Regions from separate parts of the Homo sapiens genome. Here region 2 is linked to region 1. Evidence: chromatin loops called from intact Hi-C (ENCODE). Cell type or tissue: HepG2. All regions are shown on one strand. Each heading gives the region's core, and the rest is flanking DNA. Links, peaks and the distances in the headings are about the cores only. Region 1 holds the start of LOC107984386 (a long non-coding RNA gene). Region 2 overlaps POU2AF2 (POU class 2 homeobox associating factor 2).

Region 1 (11,988 bases), core at 1,262-9,261:
CTCGAACTTCCGACCCAGGTGATCTGCCCTCCTTGGCCTCCCAAAGTGCTGGGATTACAGGTGTGAGCCACCACACCTGGCCTGCAGCAGTATTTTTTAAAGAGAGGGGAAATAATGGGATAATGTCTTAAATGAGGCAAATTATCGTAGACAAACCATCTTCCGATGTCGGTTGCTGCTCAGACGAAAGACATAAATGCCCGGCTTTTGGAACTGCTGCAGAAAGAGGCTGAGGCTTTGCTCATAGAGCTGGGACTCCTCAGCCAGGGCCCGGAAGCGCCGCCAGTCATATTGCTCCAGTGTGTTATAGAAGTGGCCCCTGAGGAGAGAGAAAGGAGGGAATACGTTGCCTTTGGGAGTGGTGGCTGATGCAGGGGCATTTCCTCTCTAGGGCCTCCATGATGATGGGGCTGTGGTCTCTGGACACTCACAGGTCATACTCTGGGTAATGCTCATGAGTCACCAGGAAGGCCAGGGTATCATTGACTTGGAGGCAGACTGTGGGGTTTCGGATGCCTGGCTCTGGGGGCAGCAGATCCCCAAGATGTGTGGAGTTGAGGCTCAGTGACCAAGAAGAGTCCAGATGTCCTTCCCTAGACTTTCCTAGGTAAGATTCAGAGAATGAGGGAGAGCTGCCACTCTTCAGATGGGTTTGTGCTGGGACCTGGGAAGGGTAGGGGAGGGATAGGAGGGGCAACAGGTGAGCTGCGATGCCCACCTGGATCCTGGTCTGGACACCTGGGATCCCCGAGGGGAAGGCCTAGGGAGTGTAGTAGCTCACCATCTGGTCAGGTCAGGCCCAGGAAGCCAAGCGCTAGAACAAGCAGGGATTCCCTCTGACCCTGCAGGGACCGGGGTAAGAGTTTTCCCAAGAGCATGTATATAATCAGCAGCTGTTCAGCCTGGTTTGCACGTGGTAGCTTCAACTTTCTGAAACATTGAGGGGGGTCAGAATTTGCATGCAGTTCTCAGGGAGCCCTCCCTAGGGGAGTGGTTGCCCTGTCAAACCTCAGCTTCTGGTCATGGGACAGAGCACACGCCCTGGTAAGGACAAGGCTTGCATGTGTGTGGTCCCGAGCCACAGGCCTCCCTGTGGCCTCCATCTGTCCAGCTCTCTTACCATCCATCTTGACCACATAGAGGGGGACAGACTTCTGCCCTAAGTCCAAGTTGCAGGGATGGCCCACAGCACGTGGTGGGGAAGGCTGGTCCAGAAGGTAAAAATCCTGGAAACGAAAAGAGGCAGTGTCAGATCTTCCCTCAAGACACGGAGTCACACACTTGCCCAGTAGGAAGGGAGGGCGAACACAGCCCCTTCCCTGAGCTGTGTCTGAGTGTCCTGAAAGGACACAAGGGAGGTGGGGGTGGGAATAGTTCCAAGAACTCCATGGGGCAGGGGCAGCCTGGAGTCATGACCTCTTGGACAGTGTCCCTCTTCTTTCATGAACACAATGACCTCTTATTCAAGGAGTTTTGTAGGATGAAATAAAATCAACAAAGGGGCCTTGCTCTGGTTCTGAGCCTCTGATGTTGGTGAGGTGCCAGTGATGTGGGCCAGGCAGCAGCAGCCTCTGGACCCTGCACATAGGCATGTCCTGCATGCTCCCTCTTTGGAGGCAGAAGTCACAGGCCCTGGCTCTGCATGAGGTAGGACCTCAGAGTACTGTACCTGACTCCCCATGCCTTCAGTGACAGAAATCTGTGGGATGCCATCAGGGCAGCTGAGCTGCAAGATGTGTCTCTGTCTCTCTGGGCACAGAGGGCTGCACATTCTGCTTGACTGTTGTCCCCAGCACAGGCAGAGCCCCAGGGCTTGGGTCATGTCCATGGGCATCTCCTGGTGTGGCACACACCTGCACAAAGACTCAAACTTCTTGGGGACACCTCCCTGGGGAAGCTCTTCCTCATTCTCTCCAGCTGCTTCTAGGAACTGCCTGAGAGTGCAAAGTACTGACCTCTATATTTCCAGAGAGGGGCAATGGAATGAGCCCAGTGGCTGGAATGGTGGACATTTGAATGGGAGGGTGGAGGGGCAGGAAGGCCAAGGACATAATAGATGGGCATTCTCCTACCTCGTGGGCACAGTGGTCATTCCACTGAGCCTTGGTCAAACATAGCCCCTCCTGATTCCAGTGGCTCCGTCCTTGCAGCTCCTGTGTTCCCACTGGACACAGCCCATTGGCTCTCCAAAGTCTCGGTGGCCCGGGAGGCAGGGGTACCGACTGTCACTGGGCTGGGGGCGGGGAGGGGGAGGGAGGAGTGCTGGTTCATGTTGGTTGGTTAATACTTCGTTGTGGTGAACCATGCCCAGGTTTTTGGCTGTGACCCTTTTGGAAATGGGCCAGAAGACAAGGGCAGGGGCGGGGAAATGAGCAATAAACAGGGCAGGGGAGGAGTCAGGGGGAGACCAGCCTGTTCTGGTAAGGGTCTGGCTGGTGCTATCATTTCAATAAAAAAAGAGACTTGAGACATTCAGCAAAGGAAGAATTCACATGCACATTTGTTGGCTTGCAGAGAACGTTCAAGTTGGAAGGGCTTGGGCTAGGATGTGTTTTGGAAGTGATCGTGGCAAAAAGCAACATAAAGTCTGTCATTTTCTTGGAGAAGGCGAGCCAGATTTAGCAAATGAAAACACAGGTCACCCAGTTAAATTTGAATTTTAGACAATTTTTTTTTTGGGTATAACTATGTCCCATGCAAGACTAAAAAAAAGTTTGTTATTTATCTGAAATTCAAGTTTAACTGGGTACCCTGTATTTTATCTGGCAACCCTATCCCCAAGTCACTTGGAAACCTGAGCCAACCCTGGTCAAGTTACACCTGAGCCGAGTTTGACTTGAGACCAAAACAGTCCTGGAAACGCAGCCTGTCCTTGGGCCCCCCTGCCAGAGGACATACTTGGAACACTCGCCCAGGCCCCCGGCAGACACACGTGTCCTTGCCCTTCTCTGGCTGGGTGGCCTCTGAGCCACAGGGGAAACAGGCATCCTGGCCGGGCCAGGGGTTGAAGAACCTGGGAGGGCAGAGGTGGCAGAAGGAGGCATTGTGGGGTCCTGCTCCGGACAGGAAAGTTCCCGGGGGACAGGGAGCAGGTGGTGAGTTAGGACAGAGACTACCTGTAGGGGGACAGCCATGCAGTAATTAGGACTAAGACTTAGCTTCCAGGAGCGGTGGGTCACCCACGATCCCACAGGGGCACAAGTGGACCCCTGACAGTGCTCTTCTCCCATTAGGGGGCTTCTGAGCCCTAGCCCAGCCCAGGTGTCTCATAAAGCCAGCATCTTCCCCCAGAGCTGTTTTTCTGTTCCCCACTCCTCAACTATACCCCCAGCTCCTACCCTCTCTGCATCCTGGTGGGTCTCGCTCTTCTTTTGCACGAGGCGTCTCATTCCCGCAGTCCTGAGGGTTCTCTGTGCTCAGGCATGTGGCACTCTGGAGGGCATGGCAGAAGACAGCTATGGAAGCCCATGTCACTGGGGTGCCCTCAAAGGGGAGCATCCTCACCCTTGGGTGGGGTGACAGTGGCAGAGAGAGAGGTAGGCATAGAAGTAAGAGGGTGGACAGATGCTGAGAAAGACCGCTGGGGAGGCAGATGGAGAGTTAGAAGGCAGCAAAGCACAGAGGCCCAGTGCCAGCAACACTATGAGAAAACAAGATGAGGGTGGCGGTACAGGAGAGGCACAGGGACAAGTGGACCCAGGATCCCAACTCAGAGAGAAATGCCCAGGAAGGGCAGCCTCTGCCACCCATGGGAGCTCCGGGATGCACTCACTGAATATTTCATGAGGATGAAATCTAAGATATGGATCCTCTGAGCAGCTTTGGCCCAGACAACTTAAGTGTCTCCACTCTCTTTTTCCTACCTCCCTGTCTTCCGGGAACCTTCCTCTCCGGAGGAATGCCTCCATCTGCCGCCTCTGCTCTCCACGGTTCTTCTCTATCTCCTATCTCCTTTTCCTTCCTAGAGAAGCTGGTGGGGTGTGTGTGCATGCGTGTGCATAACTGGGCTTAGTGAGGGCAAGGGACATCTCAGTTCCCTTCTTCTGCAAGGCAAAGCCAGCCAGATTCCTTTAAGTACTCTCCGTGTGTGAAATGCTGCAGGAGAGATGCAAAGGAAATAAAACCCGAGGCTTCTGCCTTTGGTGCGTGTACAGCCAGGTTTCAGAGACCCATATGGTTTTAGCTTTAGAAAGGATGTTGGAGATTATTTAGTTCTCTTCTCCCAGTTTATAAAGAAGACTGCGGTCCAGAAAGACTGAAAATTCAGGCAACCAGTCAAGTGCTCTTAAAGAATATGCATACCCAGAAAAACTGGAAACTGTAAAACTGCCAGTGAATCCTTGGATAACCACATGATGTATCGGATAAAGCATTCAGCAGGTGGTGGAGAGAAAGGCTCAGGTCCTGGCCTTGTCATTAATTACTTTTCAAAAGGGCAGAGGTGGCAGAAGGAGGCGTTGTAGGGTCCTGCTCCAGAGAGGAAAGTTCCCGGGGCACAGGGAGCAGGTGGTGAGTTGTGACAGAGACTACCTGTGGGGGGACAGCCACGCAGTAATTAGGACTAAGACTTAGCTTCCAGGAGCTACATTCTTTTTTTGTAGTAAGTCTTTCAAATCCAGAGTGCATTTGGATATGCAGCATATCTCAGCTTGTAGTAGCCCCATTTCAAGTGCTCAGTAGCCATAGGTGGCTGGTGGTTACCATAATGTTCAGCACAGGCTGACTTCCTCCCACAAAGCCACTTCTCTTCTGGGTGTTCCAGGCCCTTGAGTGTCCTTCCCTGCACATCTCAGTCATCTGCTTTGCCTTTGTTTGTCCAGATGGTGGCACTGTGAGCTTGCAGGAAGTGGTGAGCAGGGCGTGGAGGAGTCCAGTGGAAGGAGAAGAGGAAATGCTGTTGCAGGGGAGGATGTGTGTGTGTGTGTGTGTGTGTGTGTGTGTTTATTGGTGTCATGATCTTAATTATTTTTTATAGGAAGTAAGATTAGCATCTGTGTAATGTTTTGCAACAATTCCAAAACGTTCCTGTCCCTGCCAATCACCTGAGGATCTTTTAAAGACAGAGATTCTGATTCAACAGTATGGGTGATCTGGGGTGGGGCCCAAGATTCTGCCTTTCTAAGAAGCTCTCAGTGAAGGCTGACCTCATTGGACCATGCTTTCAGTATCAAAGTTTTGCGAGGAACTTTGATATGCACCACGCTTTTTGGTACTCACAACTACCTTGTGAGATTGACATTGTAATGAACCCCACTTATTGTGTTAAGAAATGGAGAAACAAAAAGATGAAATCACTTGCCTAAGATCATACCAGTAATAGGAGGTGAGGCCAGGGTAGAGCCCAGGTATTCTTGCTCTGAAGCCTGTTCGCTCCATACCAATCACATACATTTCCCAGGTAGTAGAAAGTAGGTTCACGTTGTCAACCTTCCTTCTGCTCTGGGTAGGTAGGTGGGAAAGCTTCCTACTGCTCTGAGGTCTTAAGGGATGTTCTGTAACCTTGTGGTCTCTCTATCCTGTTTCTATTATAATCATGGCCATTAGCTCTCTGCACTTCTCCTCCCTTCTGTGAAATCCATCTCAAAGGTAACTTCTTACCTGGTGAGTGGGACAAGGAGGTTGTACTTGGCTGGTGAAAGGTCCTGGGGGCCTAAGTAGGTTCAGATTACTCCAACTGGCGAGAGTAGTAGAGCTGGAAGGGATCCTAGGGGCTGTGTCCTTCAGCTCTTTTATTTTGTGGATGAAGAAACTCAGACCCAGAGGGAGGAAGTGTCTTGTCCTGAGTCAACACAAGACAAGATGGAAAATTCCCACAAGGTCAGGTCACTGGACAGGATTTCTAGGAATGGCAAACCGGAAAAGACTAAAATAGAGTTCAGGTTGCTTTTCAGGTTGAAGTTTAAATTAAAAATCAGATCCTAATTAGAGAACAATTGTTCTCTGCTTTGAAATGTCCTGCCTCAGAGCCTTTAGCAATTGGGGATATGTTGGGCCTAGAATGTGGCAAAATACTTAATGAACCTCTTTCCTAGGCTCAGTCCTGTGGGAATACAGAGGACTGCCCTTATAGGGCCACGTATATAACAAAGGAGGGCACGATGAAAGATGTGGAACTGAGCTGTGTGACAGCCCACACAGGCTGAAAAGGCTCAGAGGATCCCCGGACCCTGTTGGCACGATACACAATAGGAGTGGAGGTATAGATGCTGGAGGCTTTGCTGTGAATCCAGCCTCAAGGAGGTAATGCCACTAGTCTTCCTTCCTGCATGAACTCCCAGACTGCATTAACTGCTGGATTAGGGAAGGGAGCGTGTTCATTCCAACATCTCATTTTAAAGATGAGGAAACTGAGGCTCAGAGAGGTTTGGGATTTTCACAAGGTCACATAACTGGTTGATGGCAGAATGAGGGCAAGTCCCCAATACCCATCAGTAATTTCCTCACAGTACTGTACCACGAGGGCAACCTTAACCTTAGCACGGTACCATGAGGGTAGCCGTTGGGCTCCCCATCTCTCTTCTTCGCCACTGCTTCTTCTATCCCCTCACCAATATCTATTGTCTTTGTCCTCTAAGGCTTATGTCCTATTTGTCCCGTTTGACAGAGAAGGTTATGGTTTTCAAAAACAAACTTTCTTGGTTGACCGTTGCCTTGGAGAGAGCCTGACCACTCCCCTGCCTCTCACAGAGGAATCCCCCACGCCAGCTTTTACTGCTGCGCTCTCCTGCCTTTCTTTCCTAACGTCTTCAGCCACCCTCTTTCCACCATTCCTTTTTCTGTTGCCTTTCATCCAGTTCTGAAAAAAATCTCATTTGATTCCCTTACCTCTTCTTCTACTTTTTAATTTTTATTTTTTAAATTTTTGTAGGTACATAGTAGGTGTATATATTTATGGGGTATTATGTATTAAAACATCTCATGTGTCAAAAAACATATCCTTTGAGTTACCAACAATTCAATAACAATCTTTAAGTTAGTTTAAAATGTGCAATGAAGTTATTATCGACTATAGTCACCCTGTTGTGCTATCAAATAGTAGGTCTTATTCATTCTTTCTATTTGTTTTGGTACCCATTAACCATCCCCACCTTCCCTCCCAGCCCCCCACTACTCTTCCCAGCATCGGGTAACCATCCTTCTACTCTCTATGTCCATGAATTCAATTGTTTTGATCTTTAGATTCCACAAATAAGTGAGACATTGCCTCTTAGGACTCTCCTGTTTCTTTTCCTTTCTCTCCTATGTCTTCTCTCCCCTCCCCTCCCCTGCCTTCCCCTCCCCTTCTCTCCTCTTCCCTCCCTCTCCTCTCCTCTCTCTCTGTCTCTCAGTCACACATACATACACACACTGTCTCTACACACACACACACACACACACACACACCCCTCAGGGTAGTGGTTTGAATTAATTACACTCAGTTCATGGAACATTGTCATTGCTGGTGTGGTTTGGGCAGGAAACTTCTCCTATTTTGTTCATTTATTTTTCTCCATTTATTCTTATTTCCATCTCCCCATAAAAAATAATTCTGTTAAACCAAATGTGTGTCTGTGAGTTCCTGCAAAGCAGGCATCGTTTAGGCACATGTCCGTTTTAAATGCTTGCAGAGGTGGTTGTGCTGTCTCACCCTGGTTTCTTACTCCCCACTCTGCACTGTTTTAAATACTCACCTGTGTTGCTAAGCGTCCTCGAGCTGGAGGCTTCTAAGTGAGGCTTCCTGCTTCATCTATGCCCATACCTAAAGACCACGCTTTCTGATTGCTGCCCTACACTTGTTGCACCCAGGTCCTCGTCCTGTTGCCCCCAGCTGTCTGACTTTCACTGTATCCCCAAACTGCCTTCTCTCAGGACCCTGGCAGTGCCCCCGGGATGTCACTTTCAGTTCTGATTTTACCTGACTTTCCACTGGTCTGACAGGTGGGGGACGACTTAATTTCCATGATCCCAAAGTCCCTTTTGTCTCTCTTTTTTTTCCCTCTGTTTTTAAGTTATGTAAGTTTTTCCTAGAATGTGCTGATATTTTTTTGAAAAACTTTATTTTTTAAGAACAGTTTTAGATTTACAGAAAAATTTCAAAAGATAGTACAGTGTTCTCATATACCTCACACCCAGCTTCTTCTCTTATTAACTGCTTACATTAATATGGTACATTTGTTATAATTAATGAACCAATACATTATTATTAACTGAAACCCATACTTTGTTCTGATTTCCTTAGTTTTACCTATTGTCTTTTTCTGTTCCAGGACCACATATGACATCCAGTCATCATGTCTGCTTTGCCTACTCTCAGTTGAGAGAATTTCTCAAATTTTCCTTGTTTTTGATGACCTTGACAGTTTTGAGGAATGTTGGTCAGATATTTTGTAGAATGTTCCTCAGTTAGGATTTATCTGATGTTTTTCTAACGCTTGGACTGGAGGTGTGGGTTTTTGAGAGGAAGACCACAGAGGCAAGGTGCCATTTTCATCACGTTGTATGAAGGGTACATGCAATCAACATGATGTATCACTGTTGGTGTTGACCTTGATCACCTGGCTGAGGTAGCGTTGGCCAGGTTTCCTCCACTGTAGAGGTTACTCTTTTTCCCTTTCCACACTATGCTCATTGGAAGAAAATCACTATGTACAGCCCACACTTAAGGAGTGGGCAGTTGCCTTATCCCTCCCCGAGGGTGGAATTAAGTTATTTGAAATTAACGTAAGTTAATCGAATGCAAGTTATTTGAGATTCTTCTGCATGTGAGATTTGTTGCTTCTTCATTTTTATTTATTCACGTGAACATTTATTTATATCAATATGGACTTATAGGTATTCATTTCATACTTTAGATTTAGATAGAGAGTTTTTTTTTTTCCCTGTCTTTCAAAATGATCCAGTGCTGGTTGTTGTGAGCTCTGCCAGTGGGCTACGGGGTCCTTTGGACATACCTCATGATTGTGGGTTGTTGTTGTTGTTGTTGTTGTTTTTCGAGTACTTCCTTATATTTTTGGCACTATAAGATGCCCCAGGCTCATCTGGTGTGTGTGTGTGTGTGTGTGTGTGTGTGTGTGTATACATTTTTTTTGAAACAATCTTACTCTGTCATGCAGGCTGGAGTGCAGTGACTCGATCTTGGCTCACTGCAACCTCCACCTCCCTGGCTCAAGTGATTCTCTTGCCTCGACCTCCTGAGTAGCTGGGACTACAGCTGTGCACCACCATGCCTGGCTAATTTTTTGTATTTTTATAGAAATGGGGTTTCACCATGTTGGCCAGGCTGGTCTCAAACTCCTGACCTCAAGTGATCCACCTGCCTCGACCTCCCAAATTGCTGGGATTACAGACGTGAGCCACCGCACCTGATCTCATCTCGTATATTTCCTGTCCCCGTCCTAGAATTGGCCATATCCCCAAGGAGTTCTGGTTCCTTTTTATTGGAGAATGTTATTAGAAACCAAAGTCTGGGTGTTAGCTATGCTCTGGTCTCTTATGTTCAACTCACTTTTCTTTCTTTTTTTGTTTTTTGAGATGGAGTCTTGCTCTGTCACCCAGGCTGGAGTACACTGGTGCGATCTCGGCTCACTGCAACCTCCTCCTCCCGGGTTCAAGTGATTCTCATGCTTCAGCCTCCTGAGTAGCTGGGATTATAGGCATGCACCACCATGCCTGGCTAATTTTTGTATTTTTAGTAGAGATGGGGTTTCACCATGTTGGCCAGACTAGTCTTGAACTCCTTACCTCAAGTGATCTGCCTGCCTCAGCCTCTCAAGGTGCTGGGATTACAGGCGTGAGCCACCATGCCCGGCCCAACTCGCTTTGCTTTTCCCTTTCTGTTAATGCTTCTGTCCCCTGCCCGTCAACCATGGGGGTTTCCCAGGATTAGTCACACATTCAAGTCAATAACAAGGAGTTCTTACCCTGTACAAGAACTTCATGAGATCAAAAGCGAGGCACAGTCACGGAGTTTATAGTCAGGCGTGGGAGAGGCATGGATATATTATAAACAGCCCAAGAGCAGACAAGGACAGAGAAGTCAATCCGTAAGGCATCTCTAAGGAACTCATGACTAATTCAGACTGTGGGATCTGGGAAGTCTCTGAGCTGAGAGTTGAAAGAAGAAGGGTGGTGTATTCTCTGTGGTCTGTTCCCAAGCCCATAAAATCTCCCTTGACTCTGGTGCTCAAGGAGCCATCTCTCTCTCGGAGGAGCCGCTGCTGATGCTCTAGTTTGCTTCTCTCTTCCTTCTCAATACTCCTTCCTTCCTGTGGGAACATGAGCAGACCCTGTTCTCTCCCCTACTCCCCAGAGCCCTGAGATATTACATTATGAGATTTTCTTTGCTAATATTTTATTTCTTAAGTTAGGTTGTGGGTACATGGGTGTTTATTATTGTATTCTTCATTCCTTTTTGTATGGCTTGCATATTTCATAATAACATTTGAAATGTATTTGTGAAAAAAAAAAAAAAGAAAAGAGAGCGGTCTCTGGCCCTGGCCTGTGTGACCTTGTGCCCTCACTCCAGGAACCAAGACTCTGCCAGATGACTGCCACTCCCAGCCTAAGCCTGGGAAAGTGCAGCTGGTCTGGGCCAGATGGGTCTGCGGGTGCCTGTCTGACCAGGTATTGCATACATGTTGATGTGACTCAGTACCTAAGTGGTGTGGCAGATAGTCACCTATCCCCTCCTCACTCTCCTTGTCCCCTCATCTCCATGACCCACCTCTGACTTCTGTAGAGTCTCAGAGCTGCAACATAGTGACAACCCTTCTCTACAGCAGGTGCTTGTTGCTGGTGCCATTCTGCAAGGGCTGGATGGGACAAGTCTGGGGCATTCCCCCTGTCTTGGGGCAGCATCTTCGCCTCAGCACTGACCTGACTCAAGCTTCCTTATCTCCCATCTAAAGCTATCTGTGAACAAAAATCTGAAAAGGGCAGATCTAGGTCTGGCAGCAACTGAGAAAAACCAAAGTTCCTGCCAACAGCCAAGGTAGGTAAGAGGCAGGCCAAACGGGGTCAAATGGGGACACCGCCCAGGGGTAGGATGTTGGTTTGAGTCTCTGGGGAAAGAATGGAAAGGATGTCAGCTCCTAGTACATGCAGGCTGGTAACTGTGATGTTCTATTTGCAAGGATAGGTTATTTAGACATTGGGACCAGGAAACTCTGTCTCTGAACTAGTTACAGGGGCTGGTGGCTTCTGAAAAGACCTCTTTAGCTGGTGTGACAGATTAAAGATGTTGCAATTTCTTTTCTTTTGAATCTGCTTGACTAATAGAATGTAGCAGAAGTGAGATTCTGGGATTTTAGAGCCTAGGTCATGTGAAGGCTTGAAGCTTCTGCAGAGTTCTTTTGGGACACTCTCTCTGGGAGCCTTGATCTGCTAGGCTGGAGAGGCCATGTGCAGGCCCTTTGCTCAACAGTCCCAGCTGAGCCAAGCCTTTTAGCCATACTCACTAAGTCACCAGCCATGAAAATGAAACCATCTTAGATCCCAGATCACAGAGTAACCCCAGCCAATGCCAACAGAGCAGACTTACCCAGCTGAGCCCTGAACAGGTTTCTGAACTACAGCACTGTGAGATAAAATAAAACAACCGTTGTCTTAGGCTGCTAAGTTTTGAGATTGTTTGCTACACAAAAACAGATAACCAAGATGGCTGGGGCACCCCTATTCAGGCCACCAGTTCAATGACCAACTTCCAATTCCCGCATCAATATGAGAGATGGAGGATCATGGCTCATTCTCAAAATGACCGGGCGGAGGAGCTGGAGCCAAAACGTAAAGTGCTGAGCATGTCTTTGAAAGGGTCTTCTAGAGGCTCTTTGCTTGGGATGGCTCTATGACTCCTATAGGTGAAGTGCTGAAGTAAATAGGAAAACTGACCTAGGAATGGCCTCCAGATGATGAGGCAAAGTGTGCAGAAACTGAGAGGGGGTGTGAGTCTGGGAGGGGAAGTACGAGGGGGCTGGACGGCATCTGGAAGAGGAAGGTCCTGAGAGACACATA
Region 2 (11,988 bases), core at 2,742-10,741, 160 kb after region 1:
CTGTAATCCCAGCACTTTGGGAGACCAACATAGGTGGGTCACTTGAGGCCAGGAGTTCCAGACCAGCCTGGCCAACATGGTGAAACCCCATCTCTACTAAAAATACAAAAATTAGCTGGGTGTGGTGGTGCATGCCTATAATCCCAGCTATTCAGGTGGCTGAAGAAGGAGAATTGCTCGGACCTGGGAGGCGGAGGTTGCAGTGAGCCGAGATTGTGTCACTGCCCTCCACCCTCCTCCAGCCTGGGTGACTGTCTCAAAAAAAAAAAAAAAGAAAGGAAAGAAAACAGAGAGGAATTGAAAGAAAAATGGGGTTGGATAAGGAAATAGAATTAATTTTCCTGTCATAATTTTGTAGTTTGATTTCACCTTTTAACAAAGTATTCCCTGAACAATAAAACAGAATCAAATTAAAATATATGTAAAACAGAGACACATTGTCAAACTAAACAGAATTCTTTTTGTTTTTTGAGACAGAGTTTCGCTCTGTCGCTAGGCTGGAGTGCAGTGGCGCGATCTCGGTCACTGCAACCTCCGCCTCCCAGGTTCAAGCAATTCTCCTGCCTCAGCCTCCCAAGTAGCTGGGACTACAGGCGCCTGCCACCATGCCCAGCTAATTTTTTGTATTTTTTAGTAGAGACGGGGTTTCACCATGTTAGCCAGGATGGTCTCGATCTCCTGACCTTGTGATCCACCCTCCTCGGCCTCCCAAAGTGCTGGGATTACAAGCGTGAGCCACTGCGCCCAGCCCAAACTAAACAGAATTCTTGAAGATCACTTATTATTTGGAATTATTAGCACCAGCCCTACTCCCCAAACCCCTTTTAGACTAGATAACTGAAGTGGACACTAGCAGGCATATGTGGGCCTGAGTGTGTCTCTTTTTTATAAGTTAATTTAGTCAAATGCTATGAAAGGGATAGGATGCTTTAAGAAGAATGTAAACATTGTCGTGCTCCCTGTATTTACCTCTGTTCCAAGGTCTGGTTGTTGAGCTCTCTTTGTCTGAGAGCCAGTGCATCTTCAAGTTGTTAGGAGATGAAGGAACACGTGAACATGCATAATATTCAGTGTCACCTCTCAAAAGAAGACATTTATGCAGCCAACAGACACATGAAAAAATGCTCATCATCACTGGCCATCAGAGAAATGCAAATCAAAACCACAATGGGATACCATCTCACACCAGTTAGAATGGCAATCATTAAAAAGTCAGGAAACAACAGGTGCTGGAGAGGATGTGGAGAAATGGGAACACTTTTACACTATTGGTGGAACTGTAAACTGGTTCAACCATTGTGGAAGACAGTGTGGCGATTCCTCAAGGATCTAGAACTAGAAATACCATTTGACCCAGCCATCCCATTACTGGGTATACACCCAAAGGATTATAAATCATGCTGCTATAAAGACACATGCACAAGTATGTTTATTGTGGCACTACTCACAATAGCAAAGACTTGGAACAAACCCAAATGTCCAACAATGATAGACTGGATTAAGAAAATGTGGCACATATACACCATGGAATACTATGCAGCCATACAAAAGGATGAGTTCATGTCCTTTGTAGGGACATGGATGAAGCTGGAAACCATCATTCTCAGCAAACTATTGCAAAGACAAAAAACCAAACACCGCATGTTCTCACTCATAGGTGGGAATTGAACAATGGGAACACTTGGACACAGGAAGGGGGACATAACACACCGGGGCCTGTCATGGGGTGGGGCGGGGAGGGATAGCATTAGGAGATATACCTAATGTAAATGATGAGTTAATGGGTACAGCACACCAACATGGCACATGTATACATATGTAACAAACCTGCACGTTGTGCACATGTACCCTAGAACTTAAAGTATAATAATAATTAAAAAAACAAAAAACAAACAAACAAAAATTCAGAGTCATAATCACATGAAAGTTAAAGTTATGTGGACACATATTCATGATTTACACAGCCACTACTGTGTTACTGATACCCAGTAAAATGGTAAGCAGTAGAGGACAAATCATTTTAAACTTTACAACACCAATCTAGGAAAATGACCCTGAGACCCTTGTGAAGACCTCTATATCTGCAGAGAGGGCCAGATCTCTTCTTTCTGATGCACAGGCCTGCTCTTCAGGTATGAGTAACTGCTGAATGACAGATGGTTCTACCAGCCATATTGGGAACCAAGACTGAGGTTGCAAGTCATGCTGGATTTAGGAAAGAACAGCTCCTTTCTTGCACTGTGAATGTTGCCACTTTTCACTGAAGAGCAAGCACTAAGCAAAGCAAAGTTCAGGCTGCCCAAAGGAGCTGGTGGAGGGGGAGGAAGTGGGGCAGGGGGCCTGGCAGTGCTGCCCAGGAGCAGAGAGCCCCACGCGTTCACTCTTGATCTACTCCCTGAAGAATGCTCTGCCTGGAGGGAGCCGAAAGGATGAGGTGAACGAAAGCTCACTACCCAAGCATTTCTGGTGGCACTCCATAAACTAGAAGTGAGTTTGCTTAACCAGAAAATACCTTGAAGGCCTGGAAAAAAAAGGAATATCAATTATTTGCTTGTAAGTGTGAATTAATCCCCTTGTTGGAATTTCTGGGCTTCTACCTTGCTGAGGTAGAGTATGGGACAGTCACAGAGGATGTGATGGAGATTGTGTTGAGGGTCTTTGGGCAACTAGAGGGAAAATGAAGGCCTTGGCCTCCAGAAGATGGAGAGAAATGGCATTGGATCAGGAGGGACCAGAGGGTGGAAAAGATGTGAGAATGAAGTGCAGAAAGACAGGTGGTAGGAAGCTAAGAAGAAGGGTGCAGGTACAACCCGGGGGCCTCCACTCATGCATCTGCAAAGTCTCAGTGTATACCAGGCATGTATGATGAGCTTGGCCGCAGATAGGCATGCTGGAATTATGCTGGGAACCCAATTAGCAAAGGAACCCACACCAATCCAATGTGGACAGATTCATGCTTCAGATGTCAATATCTTCATTGACACATAGTAAGAGCTGCACTTTTCCGACTAGTAAGCCACCAAATAGGAGGTGCTGTTTGTCAAGCCATCGGCTCACACATGGCAATATGTCCTTCTCCAAAGTCCTTTTGCTTCTTGGTGTTTTGTGGTCTGTTTCTTGCCAACAGCTTAGTCCTATTTTCTGTATTTTCTTTAAAGGGTATGAATTTGGTTGGGTGTGGTGGCTCACGCCTGTAATCCTAACACTTTGGAAGGCCATGGTGGATGGATAGATTGAGGTCAATAATTCAAGACCAGCCTGGGCAAATAGTAAGACATTGTCTCTACAAAAACTTTAAAAAAAAAGTAAAAAATAAAAACACTAGCTGGGCATGGTGGCATACACCTGGGTCCCAGCTACTTGGGAGGCAGAAGTAGGAGGATTCCTTGAGCCCAGGAGATTGAGGCTGCAGTGAGCCATGATTACACCACTATACTCCAGCCTGGGTGATAGAGTGAGACCCTGTCTCAAAAAAAAAAAAAATTTCCATTTGATTACAGAATGCCTATTTTACTCATTCATGCTGATAACTGTAGGTTTATTCCATCAGAGAGACAATGTCTGGTTTAATTAAGGCCATCACTGATCAAAGAAAATTTTTGGACTTTTTTGGATTGAACTAATTTGGGGACATTCTGGGCTTTAGGATAGAGTCAAAAAATAACTTTGTTATGTACAAAGCCATAGTTTCCTGATCTCATCCTATTTTATGGACAATAACATATTTATAGATTGTACCTTTTTTTTAACTGGGGTTTTACAAGTCACTATAATAAGCCATAAATATATGTATATGAAACACTTCACTCTTTCAAGTCACATGCTATAAAATGAGTTTTATGTGGTCATATCTATATTATATCCTATCCAGTGTCTTTTACTGCAGAATACACATAGTTTAAAACTAAGAAACATCTGACAGGAAAATCAGTATCTTTTATGATCTGCATAAACTTTTTAATGTAATTTAAGAAAAATCAGTGCCAAAAATGATACTTCAAAGATAACAGAAGATTCAGAACGTAATGGGTTACAACAGTTCCAAAAAGACCACATTGTAAGGTTATCTTACTAGAATACGGTCTCTGACACATTTAATTAACATTCTGTTTTATTTCAGTGGGGTTACAGTGGAGAGGATTACAAATAAATGCCCTCGTCCACTAACAAAGAGCAGCATTGAGGCTTATTCTGAAAATCCAGTCCTGAATGGGCTGACACACCTAAAACAATCTTTGGAATACACCTCAAGTTAAAGAAAAACCCAGAAGTCATTTGGCCCTCCCCTCAATAAGCTCTGCGGCATTCATATGACCCCCAGGCAATACTCCCATCTTCTTTCACCCAAGGGGAAGGGTCATGGAGGGAACCGGTGTCTGCTTCCTCATCTGGGGAGAGTGGCCCCACCTTGGGCGGTAGGTCATTTGACACCGTCATGAAAGGGGTGAAGGGGTAAGGAGGCGGGGTAGGGTACCCCGGAGTGTGGTGCAGATCTTCCAGAGCATGCAGCGAGTATGACTGAGCCCCAGCCAGGGATGACCCCCAGCTTGAGCCCCTGTGCTGGGCGATGCTCCCGGACTCAAGCTGGGAGAGGCAACTCGTGCTGGGTGGCAAGGTCAGCAGGGCATCGGCAGACACAGGGTCAGGCTGGCTGAGACCGTCAGGCAACGTCTGCTCCCATGAGTCCCTCTGAGGAGAATGGAAAGGCCACGGAGGTTATTCACTAGGTGACACTCTGATGATACATTGTGTGCTGCCAGACTGTGGCTTCAGGGCAGCCTTCGTCCCCTCTCTCTGCTGCCTGAAGCCTGGCTCTCAGGCTGCTCTTCTCTCCGGCTTTTGACACCAGCAGTGAAAGTTTTCCTCCCTTCCTACTCTAGAATTAGATTTGCTATAGATATTGAGATTCCTTTTCCCAGAAGACAACATTAAATGAGTGAAATGTGAGACTAATAAAATGCACATGTATGCAACATTTTACTGTGTGCAATGCACTCTGTCTTGGATTCTTTTTGAGTCTCCCATTAGTCTGGGTCCTAGAATGCCATTTACACAGTGGGGAAGGTCAGCGCTTGGCCCACTCCTCGGAGTAGGCCTTCAACTCCATGGTGAATTTTTGAGGGGACTGAGAAGCCCACTCTGTCCTCATTAAAGCAGGAGGAAAGAGGTAGGAATCCCGTAAGTTTGGAGCTAGAAAGATTTGGATTCATTCGTGGCTCCTCCTGACTCTGAGCCCGACATTGCTCATCTGTAAAATGGGACTTTCATAAATATATCCTGAGTTGTTGCAAGTATTGAATGAACACATCACATTTCCTGGCATAGAGTATACTTAATAATGTGAATTCTCATCCTCTCCCTTTTGTCTAAACTCCTGTCTTTAGAGCTTCATTACTTTGTGGTAGAAACCTTTACTATTCTCTATGAGCATTAGCAATCTTCAGATCTTTATGAACTCACCTGTTTGGAAGGATTGAGAGAGAACAAGGATTTTTAGGCTAAAAATGTGGGGAAGGGGAGGCAGGGGACTTGGAAAGAAAGAGGAGCCCTATGTACCCTCCTTGGGAGATTATGATCCATCTCATTACTGCCTAGCATGTCTGAGATGCAGCTTCAGTGTTCCTTCCTTAGGGGCTGCAGGAATGATGACGACTGGCACTAACAGGGTGGGGGAACATCAGGCAATATCAGTAGAGCATTAACAAAATGGATATAAATCCTGCTGCACATTCCTCCCGGTTCCAAGCCCTGCGTAGACGCTCCTGGCTGTCATGGCTAACAGGGATCCTTGAACAAGGCTCCCTCGGAGGGTGTCCTGGCATCTCTAGGCAGCTGCAAAGCAGCCTCTGGAGTCTACAGGGTGAGCCAGACCTGGCTTCAACCCGGATGCCAAGCACAGCGGCTGGCCAGAGGGCGAGCCTCGCCCCTCTTTTACTCCCTCACACGAGGTCTCTGCATACTCACAAATAGGAAGTGAGCTGGGTCTCCGGGGAAGGGCGGTGGCAGGAGCGGCGGTAGGGGCGAGGCGCTGAACAGAGAGCCCGCGTTGGGCGTCAGCGCCGGAGGCCGGTAGTCTCCGTAGGGCTCCTGGGGGAAGTAGGGCTCCAGGAGAGCCGCATGGCTCTGCCCTGCGGAGGACTCACAGGGAAACGGCTTCCCCACGCTGGAGGTGTAGACGTCATTTGAAAACTGTTTACTGTTGTGGAAGTCTGAGTCAGATAAGAAAGATCTTCTGACACCGTAGTAACCTGACGTGACCGGCGAACCTGTTGCCAAATGAAAAACACATGGGCAGAAAATTCCTCCCAGGGCGGTCAAGGCCTCGGTTGCAGCTGAGTCTCTGCCTGGGAAACGATGTTACTAACGCGTGCCTGACTCCAACGCTAACATGGAAATAGAGAAATGTCTTGAAAAGCGTGAAATATTCCTGCATTAGCCCAAATAACTAACGTTTGAAAACATTGTCGCCTTTAGGGGTGAGTTCATTTTAGACAGTACCGTGTCTGTTCATTCATTCACATTTACTGAGTACCTTCCCGGTGACCGGCGCTGTGCTAGGAAGACATAAATGAAATAATCTCTTGGCATTCATATTTTAACCAAGGAAGCATCTTTTTCACAACATCGGAGCTACCTCTCCATATACATAGAACTGTTAACAAGAGGTGCTCCTGGCCTGTTATCTGAGATCGCTATGTCTGGATAAGGTAACACATATAACCCCACCTCAAAGAGGCAGGCTGTACTCTGCCTTCTAATTCTTCACACATTGACCTTACACTGGGTCGCACGCCTGGCAGACATCAATAAATGACTTTCTTTAGGATTAGATGGCCACACAGAAGCCAATTTTAGAGGCCTGTAGTTTTAGGGTTTTGATGAGTTTTATGTTATTTGCTGCCCTCTTGTGGCCTCATGGACTCCTTCACTCAACTCACCAGGGCCCAGCACGTTTAGGAAGACAGTGCCGGCTACATAAAGTTTCCCTTGGTGGTGCAGGCTCGGTGGCTCACACCTGTAATCCCAGCACTTTGGGAGGCCCAGGCTGGCGGATCACGAGGTCAAGAGATTGAGACCATCCTGGCCAACATGGTGAAAACCCATCTCTACTAAAAACAATACAAAAATCAGCTGGGCCACCATGCCTGTAATCACAGCTGCTGTAGTCCCAGTTACTCAGGAGGCTGAGGCAGGAGAATTACTTGAACCCGGGAGGTGGAGGTTGCAGTGAGCTGAGATCTCGCCCAGAGCAAGAGTCCGTCTCAAAAAAAAAAAAAAAAAAAGTAAAAAGTTTTCCTTGGTGGAGAGAGGGAGGGACAGAAACTGATAAGAGCTTCATTTAAGGTAAGCCCAGCAGTGAAATGGTTTCCAAGGAAAAAGGTGTGTTTGCTCAACACTTTCTGACCCCGTAGCTCAGTTGTAGCAGAAAACACTGATCATTCAGAACATGTTTGAGGGCATAGACTTGAGGTCTATAAAACTGATGGTTTAATTGTTCCAGCTGGCCTTGGGTGTGATCTAATGCTAACACCAACACCCTTAGGTCATAGGTCACAAAAAGGCTGAACTGGGGAGAAGATATAAGTGCCTGTCTTCCTTACCTTACCCCAACCACAGCAGCAGACCACTTCTGAGCTTCTGATTCTATAGACACAGAATTCCAGCCCGTTCCACAGGATGTGGCACTTTATATTATGCTCATTCCTCTTTCACCTGAGTCACAATGATCTTTCCAGTCAACCTGCGAGCCCAAGGGGGCAGATCTCATGCCTTATACATTTTCTTTAAACCTAGTAGTATAACATTGTGTTCAAGAATGGCATGTGAATTTATTCATCCAGAAGAAGAAATCAAAATTCCCCATCAAAACCTGTGGCACGACTCCACTCACTTCACTTTCATCTTACATTCTATAACTTCTAACCTGCTCATGCATTTGAAAGCTGAAGTTAGGGTTTTCATTATAAGCATACTTCCTTGGGAAAAAATCTGTGCAGCTGAACCTTAATATAAATAAATAAGGTTCTGTTTCATACAATGAAATTATATTTATGAGAGCGGTTAAGGTTGAGAATATGAAAACAAGGTTTCCAGGCTCTCATCTATACTCCCAATTTCCAAATCAAAACAACCACGAAGAAAAAAGCCTCTGCTCTCTTAGCATGGATTTTCTCTGTACAAAGAGAAAGGATAATTTCTAGATAAAGAGAAGCTATGGAAATTTTTCTTTTTTTTTTCTGTAGAAGGCAGGAGATGCCACCAAATTTCAATGGCACTATATATGATTGGGAAACAACATACAGACATTTAAATATTCGGGATCCTCGATTGCTCTTATTCCTTTCCCTTATCCAGCTCTGAAGGTGATAAAACTATTAGGGAATGTGCCGCGTCTGAGTTGAACTAAATGAGATTGTCTTTGCCTGTGTGGTGTGTGTTTATACAAGAATGTCCAACAGTATTATTAGGAATTCCCCTTTTACATCCCCACAGGAGTATTTAATGAGACATAGGCATTGAAATGAATTCAAAATACTGAACCAAATGCCTGACTCCCTCTGCTCGCAGACGGCTTTCCCCTTTCTGTTTGAAAGCAGATGCCTCATCTATCAGATCATGGTGTCAGAACTTTAGACAATTTAAAACTGTATCAAGGGCATAATTTATATTGCCTTTGCCCCAAAAGCTTGGGATAAAAGGGCTGCTTTCAAGACAAAATGAATTTTAAATTCAGAAATTACTGCATGAGTTCTGTCCTTCGCTGATTTTGTATTTTAGACAAAACTATTTTAAAGGAGCAGAGTTTTGGAAGTGTTGTAAGGTCGTTATGAAAGAATGGAAGCCCAGATGCTTGATTTAAATTCAAAAGGGAATAATTGCTTATTGAATTAAAGTACTCACCTGGCATCTGCACAAATGGAGACTGAGAGGAACTGACGCTGCCCTGGAAGGTAAACAGAATTCAAGTGTTTTCTTTAGTTGTAAGTTTGAATTTAATAAAAATTAGGAATACACCTTATAAGCTTGGTTTTATGATATTCAGAAGTATTATCTGGGGAGTTGGGTTGACCCTCAGGTCAACTGAGAATAAGAATTCAAGTACCATAGAACAAAGTTTTACAAGGGACAAAGAGCAACCACACTTTTACATTTTGATAAACATGCCAGAAAGCACTGGCTGGATGAAATGTAGTAATTTATCCTTCATCTTCTACTGTTCCAGTTAACATTCCCTCATCCAATATATATTAAGTGACTATATATACGCATATCCAGTAGCCTCCCCTTACCCACGAGGGATATGTTCCAAGACTCCCCAGTGGGTTCCTAAAACTGAGGATAGCACCACACCTGATTGCCATCATGTCCTCCACCCACAAACTCAATGCCTTTTCCATCTTAGCTAAGAATTTATCATGCATTGTGGCCACAGTTTTGCAGTTCGAGGTGCAACAGCAAAACTCGCATGAATTTCTTTCGCCTTCTTCACAATTTCACAGACAAAAGATTTGTTCTTACCATACCAATGTCTGACCTCAGCATACATTTTTTTTCTTTCCTTATTAAGTTGAGAACGTTTACTTTTTCATTTAAAGGAAGCACATTCCGGCTTCTCTTTGGCATATCTAAATTGCCAGTGTCACTACTCTTGTGCTTTCGGGCCATTGTGAAATACAATAAGGGTGACTTGAACACAAGCACTGCCATACAGAGACAGGTGATCCAATCACTGAGTCGGCTACTGAGACACTAACGGGCAGGTGGTGTAGACAGTGTGGATTGGCTGGACAAAGGTAAGATTCAAGTCCTGGGCAGCACAGAGTGGGACTGAATGAAATTTCATCACACCACTGAGAAAGGCATGCCATTTAAGATCTAGAAATTGTTTATTTCTGGAATTTCGCATTTAGTATGTTCAGACTGCAGTTAACCATGAGTAGCTGAAACCTCAGAAAGGGAAACCATGGCTAAGGGGCGCCTACTGTATGTGTGTATGTGCATACATGCACTTAGTGTTTGGCTTCAGCACTGAAGGGCCACTTCAATGTTTACTGTCTGAATCCATGTGGAGGAAGAAGCTCCACCAACTGTAGGGACCTTGACTGTGATGTGCCCTCAGTGCCTAGAACAGGGTGTAGTTCATAATAGACGTAAGAAAAATATGTGGAATGAAGACACAATCTTCAAAGAACCCACAGGCTAGAGAGCAGGGAGAGGTTGGGGAATGTGGTGGGTTGCATTATGTGCCCCCTCCAAAAGATATATATATATATATATATATATTTTTTTTTTTTTTTTTTGAGATGGAGTCTCACTCTCTCACCCAGGCTATAGTGCAATGGCACGATCTCGGCTCACTGCAACTTCCACCTCCCGGATTCAAGTGATTCTCCTGCCTCAGTCTCCTGAGTAGCTGGGATTACAGGCACGCACCACCACACCTGGCTACTTTTTGCATTTTTAGTAGAGATGGGTTTCACTGTGTTGGCCAGGCTGGTCTCGAACTCCTGACCTCAGGTGATCTACCTGTTTCGGCCTCCCAAATTGCTGGAATTTCAGGCATAAGCCACCCAAAGTTATATTGATACCTTAATCCCTGATACCTGTGAATGTGACGGTATTTGCTAATAGGGCTGTTAAAGATGTAACTACTTAAATTAAGATGAGGTCATATTAAATTAGGGTGGGTCCTAAATCTCATGTGACTGATGTCCTAATAGGAAGAGGAGAGGGACGCACAAAGACACAGATGCAGATGGGACAAGGTCATGTGAAGACAAAGGCAGCAGTTTGAGTGATACAACCTCAAGCCAAGGAACATCGAGGATCACCAGTGACAACTGCCAGCTAGGAAGAGGCAAGGAAGGATTCTCCCCAGAGGCTCCAGAGGGAGCATGGCCCTGCTGACACCTTGATTTTGGACTTCTAGCCTCTAGAGCTATCTATGAGATGATACATTTCTGTTGCTGTAAGTCATCCCATTTGTGGTAACTTGTTACTGCAGCCCTAAGACACCAATACAGGGGTGATTGATGACAAAACAGAATATTCGGTGTAGTATGAGAAGTGGCAGGGTCAGGGAAAGATGGGGTGATGCGGGCACCTAAACTGGTGTCAAGAATGGGGTGGGAGACACATCTTGCAGGATGCAGTGCCTAAGCTGACCTCTGAAGGAAGAGTATCTAGGCGTGTAGAGTCTTAAAATACGCAAATCATGGCTCCGAGATGTCCTGGAGCAAAGTAAGTGGAGAGGGTGTAGCTTCTGTGGAAGTTAAGAATCCTCAACATCCAGTTCATTGAATCCGAGCTCTTTTGCAGTGACTTTAATGATTCTATAGACTCTCAAGAGTTGGAAGAAATTTTATAGAGTCTCATTCAATGATTACATTCTCTCCATATTACTAACACCAGGTGCATCTAATATCCAGGCACACAGAACTTAGCACCCTCTGAGGAAACCCATTTCTTCTTTAGGAACTTTTACCAATTACAAAGTTGGCTGGAAAGAATAACTTTCTAGTTCTAATCCCTTTGGTCTTTATAGAATAAGTTTAACACTTCTTGCATACACAGCCCTTCAAATATCTGAAGACAAGCCTATGAAAAATACCATAGACTGCATGGCTTAAATAACAAAAATTTATTTCTCACAGTTCAGGAGACTGGAAGTCTGAGATCTAGGTGTGGTTTTTAGTGCGGGCCCTCTTTCTGGTTTGCAGAAAGCTGGCTTCTCACTGTGTGTTCACATGGCTGAGAGAGAGAGAGAGAGAGAGAGAGAGAGAGACAGAGAGAGAGATCATCTCTCTGGTGTCTCTTCTTATAAGGACACTAATCCCATTAGAGGGATTCACCTGCAAGATCTAATTACCTCCCAAAGGCCCCTTCTCCAAATGCCATCACACAGGGGATTAGCACCTCAACATTTGAATTTTAGGGGAATGCAAACGTGCAATTGCAATCTGTAATATCAACCTCGAGTTCGAACTT

The links. A loop is a pair of places that touch in the nucleus more often than their neighbours do. Peaks named below come from ENCODE experiments on the same cell type or tissue, not always from the same donor. Only the 100,000 strongest peaks of a DNase experiment are listed, where the experiment ranks them.
Region 2: it touches region 1 in a loop (9-fold over the local background); 97 of 110 quality-filtered maps call a loop at or near these places.

The regions. Positions count from the first base shown.
Region 1 is chr11:111,439,578-111,451,565 of GRCh38, reverse strand. It overlaps LOC107984386 (a long non-coding RNA gene), which reads right to left and starts at 5,702. Exons shown (of 3, transcript XR_001748382.2): 1 at 5,599-5,702; 2 at 3,339-3,432; 3 at 2,922-3,013. It overlaps LOC644277 (a long non-coding RNA gene), which reads right to left and starts at 2,228. Exons shown (of 4, transcript XR_001748381.1): 1 at 2,073-2,228; 2 at 1,121-1,226; 3 at 157-319. It also overlaps a transcript of BTG4 not described here. RefSeq lists enhancers at 4,735-4,914, 9,646-10,845, 11,682-11,988. In HepG2, for the core only: a CTCF peak has its summit at 4,826 (motif pointing right); a DNase peak (open chromatin) is centred at 4,835; H3K27me3 peaks cover 490 bases.
Region 2 is chr11:111,278,354-111,290,341 of GRCh38, reverse strand. POU2AF2 (POU class 2 homeobox associating factor 2) reads right to left here. Exons shown (of 5, transcript NM_198498.3): 3 at 8,902-8,944; 4 at 5,965-6,266; 5 at 3,941-4,689. The coding sequence ends at 4,288. Among named protein-coding and RNA genes, the nearest start is that of POU2AF3, 14 kb to the left of the region's middle. In HepG2, for the core only: a CTCF peak has its summit at 6,905 (motif pointing left); DNase peaks (open chromatin) are centred at 4,247 and 6,911; H3K27me3 peaks cover 70 bases.